Linked DNA regions of Homo sapiens: region 2 is linked to region 1. The links are chromatin contacts, found by Hi-C or POLR2A ChIA-PET in ENCODE. All regions are on one chromosome and are shown on one strand. Each heading gives the region's core, a stretch centred on a gene start or an enhancer-like site at or near the end of the contact. The rest is flanking DNA. Distances are from core to core; before and after follow the strand shown. Region 1 holds the start of BANP (BTG3 associated nuclear protein). Region 2 has its middle 50 kb from the start of ZNF469.

Evidence for each region. A loop is a pair of places that touch in the nucleus more often than their neighbours do. ChIA-PET counts read pairs that join two places held with the same protein, here RNA polymerase II (POLR2A). Pooled maps may share reads with other maps.
Region 2: a loop to region 1 is called in a map of endothelial cell of umbilical vein, with 10 times the contacts of the local background. The contact joins the enhancer-like site here to the promoter of BANP in region 1. A Hi-C loop is called at or near these places in 2 of 168 maps with a recorded cell type or tissue (PC-9 and endothelial cell of umbilical vein) and 2 of 50 pooled maps. POLR2A ChIA-PET finds 5 or more read pairs at or near these places in 1 of 52 experiments (PC-9).

What each region holds. Positions count from the first base shown.
Region 1 is chr16:87,948,282-87,953,761 of GRCh38, reverse strand. It overlaps BANP (BTG3 associated nuclear protein), which reads right to left and starts at 2,328. Exons shown (of 14, transcript NM_001386991.1): 1 at 2,247-2,328. RefSeq lists silencers at 1,833-1,932, 1,953-2,012, 2,043-2,162, 2,173-2,472 and enhancers at 1,761-2,403, 2,663-2,972.
Region 2 is chr16:88,329,848-88,335,994 of GRCh38, reverse strand. It overlaps a transcript of ZNF469 not described here. Among named protein-coding and RNA genes, the nearest start is that of ZNF469, 50 kb to the left of the region's middle. RefSeq lists enhancers at 2,638-2,932, 2,177-3,376. Within about 2 kb of position 3,739, at least 12 of the 41 ENCODE cell types and tissues checked have a DNase peak (open chromatin) inside an H3K27ac peak, as active enhancers do; they include PC-9 and endothelial cell of umbilical vein, where a contact is called at or near this core.

The DNA of each region.
Region 1 (5,480 bases), core at 1,079-3,578:
GACCTGACACTATCCTTGAGAATTTAAAACAATGTAAGGAGTCGATGGGAACAGAAAGTGCCAAGAGAAAAGCCATGACTAACAGAAAAATCCACGCTGTACAGGAAGGGAAACACTCAATTTGTCCGTGAAGAGAACAGTATTTGCATAGGCCTAACACAGACAGTCCAGGGGATAGAAGAGTTGGGATATGACAGAAGGGCTCCATCACCCCATCGTAATAGAAAGACAAGGCTGTGTAATACAAAATATCAGCTTAGAGCTAGGTGCAGTCACTCACACCTGTATTAGCGGCTACTAAGGAGGCTGAGGATCACTTGAGCTCAGGAGTTCGAGTACGGCCTGGGCAACATCAGGGGATCCTATCTCAAGAAAAAAATAAAAAGGATCAGCTTACTCAGAGCTGTGGAGAATGACCTAAAGAAACCACTCAAGATGTAAACCTCTTTGAAGAACGGGGCTGAGAGGTGGGGCAGGGGACCATTGCTTTTCATTGTAAGTCTTTCATTGACGTTCCTATTGTATACATTATATTGATTAAAATACTAAATATATGGGCTTTTTTTTTTAAGAACATAGGCTTCAGACAGACTGAATTCGAACCCTGGCTCTGTAAATCTGAGCAAGTCCCTTAGTGTCTGCGGGCCTAGTCACCTCATCTATAAAGTGGACGCAGCCTCTGCCTCCTGGGTCATGATGAAGCACCCGAGATGTTGAGCTGCCCCCACGCAGCGTGGAATCACAAATGGAAGCTCTTTTTTAAAAAGATTAAAGCCCCAGGCTGGACAACAAGGCGAAACCCCCTCTCTACGAAAAATACAAAAATTAGCCGGGGTGGTGGCGTCTGTGGTCCGAGCTACTCAGGAGGCTGCGGTGGGAGGATCACTTGAGCCAGGGAGGCCGAGGCTGCAGTGAGCCAAGATCACGATACTGCATTCCAGTCTCGGGGACCGAGTGAAACCCTATCTCCAAAAAAATAAAAATATTAACGCCAATGATGACAGAATCCAACATCGCAAGAATATATTCTTATTTTAATCGCCAGACACGGGAAGTGGACCCACATACAGAATTTTACCGCGTTTTGGTGTTTTCTTCTAGCACTGGATATCTGCGAGCTGCGTGTTAAATGACCAGATCCAGTTTTTATTTGACGTTTCCTGAGCTTACTCAGAACCACTCACTACTCCAAGTTATTTTTCTGTCCCCTAAGAACTTCCAGCTAAAAGTGAACCCTACAACTGCCTCCTCTTATCAATTATTTACTGTAGTGCGAGTTCCAGCATCGCCATCAGGCCCTGGAGTACATTCCTGGGCAGAACAGGCAACTCCAAACAGGGCAATTACCTGTTCCACATCAACAACTGTGTGACCCGGGCCCTCCCCGGTCAGGGTGCAAGCTCGCTACCCTTCAAAGCCCACACTCGCTCCACTTGCTCACAGTTCTTCAGGGATGATGTATTTCTCCAATAGCAAGACAACCCCTACCATCTCATCAGTGAAAAACATCAGTCCTCTATCAAGGCAATCTCTCCAATTTGCTCACACAGTGTGGATGGAATGTCATCTACTTTCTGCATCCTAGGGGGGAAAAAGAAAACGGCCACCTTCCTTAAGGACTAGATCACAGAAATCGCACAAACGTGCTGGGGAGGGGGCACCCCGAGGTCCTCGTTCATCGGGGCCCCTCGGGGGACGGGCTGGGGTCGTCGCCGAGGTCTGCGGTCCCCGAGAGCGCCCCTTGCGTGTGCAAGTCCTGGGCTATGGGGCTCCGGTCCACAGCCACGGAGGAGGCACAAAAACGATGCCTGTCGCTCCCGCCTGGCTGGCAGGAGCGACCCCCTTGGGAGACTTCGGGCCCCAGAGGAGCCCGGGCGCGGTTCTAGGCCTTTCCAGTCTCCCCGCCGTGGCTCCGGGTCCTTCCCGCGGGGCGAGGCCCGGGACAGAGGTCGGGAGCGCGAGGCCCCCGGGCCGGGCTGCGGCAGCCGCGGCTCAACGGACGCCGGGCGCGGTGGGGCCGGGGGTGCGGAAGCGAGGAAGCGGGAGCCCCTCTTCCGGGGCGCGGCCGGGGACGGGGAGCGGGGCCCGGGGGGCGATCGCCCGGCCCGGGCGGTTGGCGGCGGCGGGGCTGCGGCGCGGGCGGCCCGGCGGGCGGGAGGAGGAGGGAGGAGGGAGATCTCGCTCTCGCTCTCGCCCCGCGGGAAGGGGGAGGCGGAGGCGCGACCGGCTGCGGGAGCTGCAATTACCGTGTGGGCTGCGGAATTCTCGTGGTGTTTGTCGGGGAGATGCGATAATGGCGTCCGTCCTCGCGAGAGAAGCCGCCGCTCTGCGCAGGCGCCGCGAGCCCCTCCCCGCGACGCTCGGCCCCCGCCCTCCGCGCAGGCTCACTGGGCGCGCGGGCCCGGGGGCGGGGCACCCCTGTGGCAGTGAGGCCAGCTGCGCGCGCTTTTCCCGCTCGGCCTCCTGGTGAGCATGCGCAGGCGGCCTTCTTCCGCGACGGTACCGGCTTCCCAGGGCTTTTTTCCCCCCGTTTTTCGCCCACGCCCATGGCCTGCGTGAGAACAATCACCTCAGTGGACGGTCTGAGGAATTTGCATCTTCTTTGAGACGGAATGAATACGCATTAGCTCCCTCAACTACTACACCTCCCAGGGTGCCCTGCGCAAGCTGGGAGCCATGCATTCGGGGACTCGTAGTCCCTGCGTCTGGGCCATGCCTGCCGGGACTTGTAGTCTCTCCGGACTCCGGTGGCCCGTCCTGTCCCCGCACCAAGGGTTGCTGGGACTTGTAGTTACGATGTCTCAGGTGGGCTGTGCGCCCCCAGCGGGTCCTACCTGCTGCTGCGGCGGGTCCTGCCCTGAGGTTCCGGAGCGCTTGGTGGCGTTTTCCCTGACATAAGTGGTCAGGGGTCCCCAGTGTCTATCCAGAGGGGCCTGAGTGCACGCGCGCGGGACTTAGCACACGCGGCAGTGATTATGGTCTTAGATAAGTCCTATAGGTAACACATAATATAAATAAGTGATGGCGGCCGGGCACGGTGGATCACGCCTGTAATCTCAGCCCTGTGGGAGGCCAAGGCGGGCGGAACACCTGAGGTAAAGGGTTCGCGACCAGCCTGGCCAACATGGCGAAACCCTGTCTCTACTAAAAATACAAAATTATGCCGGGCGTGGTGGCGGGCGCCTTGTAATCCCAACTACTCGGGAGGCTGAGGCAGGAGAATCGCTTGAGCCCGCGAGTCAGAGGTTGCAGTGAGCCGAGATCGCGCCACTGCACTCCAGCCTGGCGACAGAGCGAGACTCTGTCTCAAAAAAAAAAAAAGTGATGACGTGAATGTGCACACGTAGAATAAATGTGCAAATGTGCGTTTGTGGGTAATCACAGGAAAAAATTCCCAAACCATAGCGCAGTTCCCAGAAATGTCATTCCTGGTTATCTCCCTCTGCTAATCTAGGATTACCTTGCCTTTCATTTTCTTCTTTATACTCGCCTCTGTTTCCTCAATTATTTGCAATGAGCAAGAATGCCTTTGAGCTCCCAAACACAGGGCGAGGCAGCTATTTTCACTGGGAAAAAGAAAATGCTGGCCGGGCGCGGCGGCTCACGCCTGTAATCCCAGCACTTTGGGAGGCCGAGGCGGGTGGATCACGAGGTCAGGAGATCGAGACCATCCTGGCTAACACGGTGAAACCCCGTCTCTACTAAAAATACAAAAAATTAGCCCGGCGCGGTGGCAGGCGCCTGTAGTCCCAGCTACTCGGGAGGCTGAGGCGGGAGAATGGCGTGAACCCGGGAGGCGGAGCTTGCAGTGAGCCGAGATGGCGCCACTGGACTCCAGCCTGGGCAGCAGAACGAGACTCCGTCTCAAGAAAAAAAAAAAAAAAAAGAAAGAAAGAAAAACAAAATGCTTTACCTTGAATTTCCTGCCCAACTCCCTTTTGCCAATAATAAAAACAGGATTCAGCGCAGTCATGGGCTATGCGACCTTGGGCAACCTTACCGAGTTAAAGTCTCCTCCAGAATTAGGCTTGGAGGTTCCACTGAGGCTGGTGGCTGGGTTACTTCGTGGCAAAAGTGCCTTACAAACACTCCAAGGAGGAGCCTTGGCAAAATGGCAGCGCTGGGACAGGTGTTGATCTGAAGATGGGACTTGTCCTTTTTCAACATGAAGATCAGCTCCAAAGAGATTAGAAAAATTGTCCAGCGAGGCCACAGGGCTGGAGAGAGGCACAAGCTGAGTTTGCAGTCCAGAGCGCCTTGCTTAGAGTGTGGAGTCCACTCACATGGAGGGAAAGGGTGCGTGCGATAGCTGACACAGAATATTCCCTCCGGCAGTGGGGACAAAACATGTTCTAGGGACGCACGCCTTTTGTCTCCACCTCCACCTCAATCACGGCTGCATTCAAATATTAATACTTGCCCATGTAAGAATTCTTAGCATCCACGCCGGAATATCTGGCTTGAAAACACAAACCTAGGGTGATGTCGTTCCTGTTGTTTCAAAACATTCCCAAGTCCGTGTCTGGAGCTGCACTTCCCCTATCCCCAGGCCTTGTGCAATGCTGGGCTCGGCGTCATGAACAGGTGTGAGTGGACAAGAGGAGGAACTTGTGGGCAAAGGTGAATCCATCTGTGACCATCCAACAAGCTACAGTGAGGTTTGTTGAAGGCCACTGCTGACTAGGCATTATCAGAAATTAAGCCAATCAAAACTATGATTGTGCTGCAGTTAGTGATTGTTTTGTTTTGTTTTGTTTTGTTTTGTTTTGTTTTGTTTTGTTTTGTTTGCATCAGGGTCTTGCTCTGCCATCCAGGCTGGAGTGCGATGGTACAATCAGAGCTCACTGCAGCCTCTACCTCTCGGGCTTAAGTGATCTTCTCGCTTGAGCCTCCAGAGTAGCTGGGACTGCAGGCATGCACCACCACCATTGCCTGATTTTTTTTTATTTTTTGTAGAGTCAGAGGTCTCAATATGTTGTCCAAGCTGGTCTTGAACTCCTGGACTCAAGCGGTCCTACCGCCTTAGCCTCCCAAAAAGTGTTAGGGTTACAGGCATGAGCTACTACACTTTTTTATTTTTGATGGTTTTGATTTAGTTTTTATTTTGCTGCTCAGGAAGCTAAAAAAGGAAGGCATTGTTCAATATTGGCATATAGTTGATTCACCGTAATTTTAAAAATGAAGTAGCTAGTCATCAGCAAAGACAGCTGTCTGTAGTGAAGGTTCGCTTACTCACCAGTCGGTACAAGGATCCAATCTGGCCTGGAGTTAATGAAGTTACAGTCACATTAGTGAGGGCATTATAAGAGGAGCGGGAAGTGCACTCTGGCCTGTGTGGCACCAGATATGGGGGCCACTTACAAGTGTGTGCACTAGGCCATAAGTAAAGGTCACAGAGGTCCTTTTGTCAACACCTCGAAATGCCCACATCAAGAAAACCCTGGAACCTTCCGACGGTTCCTCTTTCTGAGAATGTCACT
Region 2 (6,147 bases), core at 2,490-4,989, 380 kb before region 1:
GGTGCATCAGTGTCTCACATGAAGGATGAACATGCGTGGCATTGGCATGTTAGTGTCTCACGAGAAGGATGAACGTGCATGGTATTGGCATGTTAGTGCCTCACGTGAAGGATGAATGTGTGTGGTATTGGCACATCAGTGTCTCACATGAAGGATGAACATGTGTGGTATTGGCGCATCAGTGTCTCACGTGAAGGACGAATGTGCGTGGTATTGGCATGTTAGTGTCTCACGTGAAGGATGAACATGCATGGTGTTGCTGCGTCAATGCCTCCATGTGAGTTTCTTTCTTTCATTGATTCGATGCTTATCGAGGCTCTCATTTCTCCTCCCATCAGGAGGCAGAGCTAATTCCCCTCCCAGGCATCTGCCTGGACTTGGCAATGCCTGAACAGTGGAGTGTGGCCAAAGTGAGGCCCTGTGGCTGGGTCATCAGAGGCCCCTCCAGACACTCACTTTGGGAGCCCTGAGGGGCCGAGGAGGGGGCCTGGCCACCCTGAGACCCCGTGCCAGAGTGGCCCTGTGGGGACGTTCCAGCTGTCTCGCCATGGCACCAGCTGCAGAAGTAAGGCCGCCCTGGAAGTTTTTGACCAGCCCAGCTGCCCACAGAGCACCCCGGAGTGGCCCTCATCCACACCATGTGGAGCGGAAGTGCATCCAGCCCTGCCTGCATTCCTGACGTGCATCCAGATATGTACTAACCAGGGAGTTAAGCTCTGAGTTTTGGGGTGGTGGAGAGCCTGGCCTGCATCTGACCCTACAGTTAAGCTCTGAGTTTTGGGGTGGTGGAGAGCCTGGCCTGGTTTCCTGGCAAACCTAGCAGCTTAGGGCAACAGACGTTCATCCTCTCACAGCCCCGGAGACTGCGAGTCCCAGATCAAGGCATGCGCAGGGCTGTGCTCCCTCCAAAGGCTCTGGTGGGTCCTCCCTGCCTCTTCCTGTGCCCAGTGGCTGCATGGCTCCCCTGTCCGTCTCCATCACACATGTGTCCTCCCGTTGGCATCTTCCCACACGGCTCCCCCTCCATCTCCATCACACATGTGTCCTTCCGTTGGCATCTTCCTTCACGGCTCCCACATCCATCTCTGTCACACATGTGTCGTTCCGTCGGCATCTTCCTTCACGGCTCCCACGTCCGTCTCTGTCACATGTGTCCTCCCGTCGGCATCTTCCCACACGGCTCCCTCATCTGTATCCATCACATGTGTGTCCTCCCGTCGGCATCTTCCCATCTCAGGCTCCCTTTTCCTTATGACGCTTTCATAGGATTTAGGCCCCACCCTGGTCCAGGACAACCTCATCTTGAGATCTTTAGTGCAATCATATCTGCCGACACCCTTATATGAAATAAGGCCACAGTCATCGGCTCCAGGTGGACATGAATTGGTCACAGTTTGACCTTTTGAACCTTCTGGGACAGATGAATCACTCCCGGCTCTGTGATGTGTGCACACCCTGGGTCATACAGGTTGAGTATCCCTAACCCAAAATGCCCCAGAACCCAAAATTGTTTGAGCTCTGACATGATGCTCTTGGGAAATGCTCCCTGGAGCATGTCTGATTTCAGATGCTGGGTCAGGGATGCTCAACTGGTCAGCGTAAGGCAAACATTCCCAAATGTGACAAAAATCAAAACCAAAACACTTCTGGTCCCGAGCGTTTCAGGTAAGATTGTTGTTGTTGTTTTTTACCATCCATCCCCAGAATTTTTTTCAAAGGGGGCATTCACAGGAGGCTTAGTCCAGCTTAGTCCAGCATCTCAACAAACCTGAAAAATTTCTTAACTCTTTGGTCTCTTAGGAAAGGGAGTGACATTTGTAACACAGAGCAAGACTTCCTTAGCTTCACGCCTGCCTCCCTTGGGCACACACACAGACACAGACACACAGACACAGACATACACATGCACATAGACACACACACACAGACACACACAGACACAGACACACAGAGACACACATGCACACACAGACACACACACACAAACACATAGACACAGACACACACAGATACACACAGATGCACACAGACACACATGCAGACACACAAACACATACACATGTAGACACACACAGACACACACAGATGCACAAAAACACACACACAGACACACAAACACACACACACACACTGCAACTGCCCCCACGTCCCCCCCACCCCCTGCCACGCAGCCGTCACTCTCCCTTGCTCAAGTGTGTGAAGTGCTCCGGTTCTTGGTGTGTTTTTATTCTCCTCGGGATCTTTACTACCAGCCCCACCTCGCGGGCCCGCATCCGTGGGAAGAATGAAAATGCCTTCCCTGGGCAGGCAGCCCCGGCCACACATGCAAAGACTTCCGTGCTCCTGCCTTCATGCCCCACCTTTGCATCTTTGCTGGAAGGAAATGTCTCCAAGTTGTAACTGTCGCTCAGTCACCCGTGGGCCCCTCTTCCATGACTCAGCAAGTCCGAGCCTTCTCCACCCATGGGCCCCTCTTCCGTGACTCAGCAAGTCCGAGCCTTCTCCACCCATGGGCCCCTCTTCCGTGACTCAGCAAGTCCGAGCCTTCTCCACCCATGGGCCCCTCTTCCGTGACTCAGCAAGTCCGAGCCTTCTCCACCCATGGGCCCCTCTTCCGTGACTCAGCAAGTCCGAGCCTTCTCCACCCATGGGCCCCTCTTCCGTGACTCAGCAAGTCCGAGCCTTCTCCACCCATGGGCCCCTCTTCCGTGACTCAGCAAGTCCGGAGCCTTCTCTCCCCTGGCCGTACCCACCGGCTTGGAGACCACACCTGGTTTCCCTCTGGGTGGGTGGAGGCTCTCAGGAAGCATCAAGCAGGGGACTCACGGATGGACGGTGGATGTGGGGACACTCGCTTTGCCCACAGAGGCCACAGCATGGGCAGTGGGCACATGATCCCAGCAGGCCTCCTCCCTCTAAGGTTTACCGCCAAATCACCAATGAGCAGCAGCACAAGGACCCACGGGGTGTGTCCTGGTGCCAGAGTGCACCTCTGGGTGCCACAGAGGCTGGGCAGGGACGTGGCTCCTGGGGACACAGCTCGGTGGCTCTGACAGGGGGGTGGGAAGGTCATGGGCTGGAAAGCAGCATGACTGGGTCTCCAGTGCCCAGACTCAAGGGGCAACCCGGGGCCTTGGTCTTCTCGTCTGTGAAACGGTGAGGAGGCTGGCTGCAGAGGCTGCTTGTGTGGAGTCTTGTGGGAAGGGTTTGCAGGCTGTGAGAGCCGGCCTGAGCAGTGGTGCTGGGGGCCCTCACCCTGTTCCCAGCAGCCCCCCCTCCCCCATCCTGCCCATCTCAACCCACGGGTTCTGGAGTCCCTTAGGGGAGGACTTGCTTTGTTGATTTTCATGGTGCCTTCCCTCTCCCTGCCTCACATGGCCTATGCCAGGTGGCTGCCTGCCAGAGGTGCACACAGAAAGGTTTATTCTTCTGGAATGGCCCAAACCTGCAAGTCAGATTCAGAGCCAAATTAGAACCCAGCATCCAGTGATGCTGCAAGGACCTTGCTCAAGGCCAGGGCCAGCGGCAAGGCTGTGCCCAAGCGTGGCGGTGCTCAGCACTGCCAGGAGAGCCGGCACAGAGGGGGCAGGGCACGCGGTGACGGCACATCATGGGTTCCCACGGGTGCTTCCAGGCCTCAGGCACCCGCGCCAGCTCCCCACACAGACGGTGTCATCCTCCTGCAATAAGCCACAGCATTCTTGGACGCTGTGCCGAAACCCGACCCGCTTAATACCTAATGGGGTAGTGCACTTGGAATGCTGATTTCCTATGAGTCATTTTCCATCCTCTGTCAAAAAATGCAACTTTGTTTATTTCTGAAAGATTCCTTCGGTGGCTTTACTGATGTCAACTAAACACCAAGGAGGGGGTGGAGAGAGACTCCCTGTCCCATCATGCCTGTCCTCAGGGCTGTGAGGAAAGCTATCTGCCAAAGGGGACTCGGGGGCTGCCAAGGGCCATGCGGAGACAGAGGGTCAAACCCAGCTCTGCTCTTGGCACAGTGGCCTTGGGCAAGTCACTGCCATGCCAGGCCTTCATATTCCTGTGAATGAGGAGGGGGCTACTCCTAAAGCCTGCATCCTGAGCTTCCAGGACTCATGGGTGTCTCCAGAAAAGGAAAAATGAATAATGATGACAACAATGGTGATGGTGGTGATGATGGTGATGATAGTGATGGTGGTGATGAGAATGATGATGGTGGTGATGATGATGGCGGTGGTAACAATAGTGATGATGATGATGGTGGTGATGATAGTGGTGATGGTGATGGTGACGATGGTGATGATGATGGTGGTGATGATGGTGATAATAGTGATGGTGGTGATGAAGATGATGATGGTGGTGATGATGATGGCGGTGGTAACAATAGTGATGATGATGATGGTGGTGATGATAGTGGTGATGGTGGTGGTGGTGGTGGTGGTGATGGTGATGACGATGGTGGTGATGGTGATGATAGTGATGGTAGTGATGAGGATGATGGTGGTGGTGATAACAATAGTGATGATGATGGTGATGATGGTGGTAGTGATGATGGTGGTGATTATGATGGTTATGATGGTGGTGTTGGTGGTGGTGATGGTGATGACGATGGTAGTGATGGTGATGGTGATATGATGATGATGATGGTGATGATGGTGGTGAGGAGGATGATGGTGGTGATGGTCATGGTAACAATGATGATAATGATGGTGATGGTGGTGATGGTGATGATGATGACTATGAAGGTGATGGTGATGGTGACGATGGTGATGGTGGTGATGGTGGTGGTGGTGACGGTTGTGATGGTGGTGGTGATGGTGACGACGGTGGTGATGGTAATGATGGTGATGATGGTAATAGTGATGGTGATGGTGATGGTGACGATGGTGATGGTGGTGGCGATGGTGACAATGGTGATAGTGGTGATGGTGGTGGTGGTCGTGATGGTTGTGATGGTGATGATGGTGATGATGGTGGTAATAGTGATGGCGATGGTGATGGTGACGATGGTGGTGATGGTGATGGTGGTGGCGATGGTGATGACTATGACAATGATGATGCAGCTGCTCAGTGTTTAGTGAGCACTTGCTGCATGCCAGGTGCTTTTGCAGACATGTTCTCAGTCTGCACAAACCATTTGCTGCACAGGGAATGTGTCTCCATTTTTGTGGATGAGGCTCATAGGACTGAAGGGGCAAGCCCAAGGTCACAGAGTGGCAAACAGGTAGCATGCGGCAGTGGCTGGCCTGTCACTCAGTGTGCAGCCTCAGCAGGAGAGATCATGGGAGGGCCAGGAGAGAAAACTTCTCCTTTCCCTGGGGGCAGAAGTCTCTCACCTCCTGTGCTGACTGAGGCAGGGGTGTGGGCCATGCCTCTGCCTCTACACGTGGCAAGCCAGACACAAGCTTCTTTCTTAGTCCCTCTGTCCATGAAGCGGAGGCCACAGTCTGGGCCAGTGAGAACCAAAGACATGCCAGGAAAACCACAACACGTCATTGTTTTGTGACTGTTGCTCACGCATGAGAACCACTGGGAATATGCGTGCTAAGGACGGTGTGGAGAAGCAAACCCACTCCGCTCTCAGGGTAGGAGCCTGAATGGGCATGACTTTTCAGAAGGCGTGGCTATGGCACCAATGCCCCACACATCATCACGGCAACGTGGAGTCCACTTCCAGGACCGTATCCGACAGTACACACAGCAGAAATGCTAGGAAGGGCCTTCGCATGTGCACACACATGCAGGACACCCACACAACACTCACAGGACGCCCACAGGATGCCACAGGTCCCGTGTGCAAGTGCATTCACAGGAAACAGCCACAGCATAAGTGCCCATTGCCTAGGGGTGATGACAGCATCATTGCATGTCCCTAAATGAGAAACGCTCTAACCGAAAGTCAGAAGGCCAAGTCCAACGCTGACCTCCCTCTGCCTCTGAGGCTTTGCCTATGCCTGGCATTTCATGTGGATGGCATCAGGCTGGATGTGGCCTTTTGTGACTGGCTGCTTCCACTCTGCCTGTACCCAGGCACCCTGTGCCCAGAGTGCATCAGACTACGTTCCTTTGGGTGCCTGGATGATGCCACGCCTGTGGGCGCCCGTGGTGCTTGTCCGTCCCTCACCGGATGGCCTGAGGGCTGAGGCCATCTCTGCTCTGGTG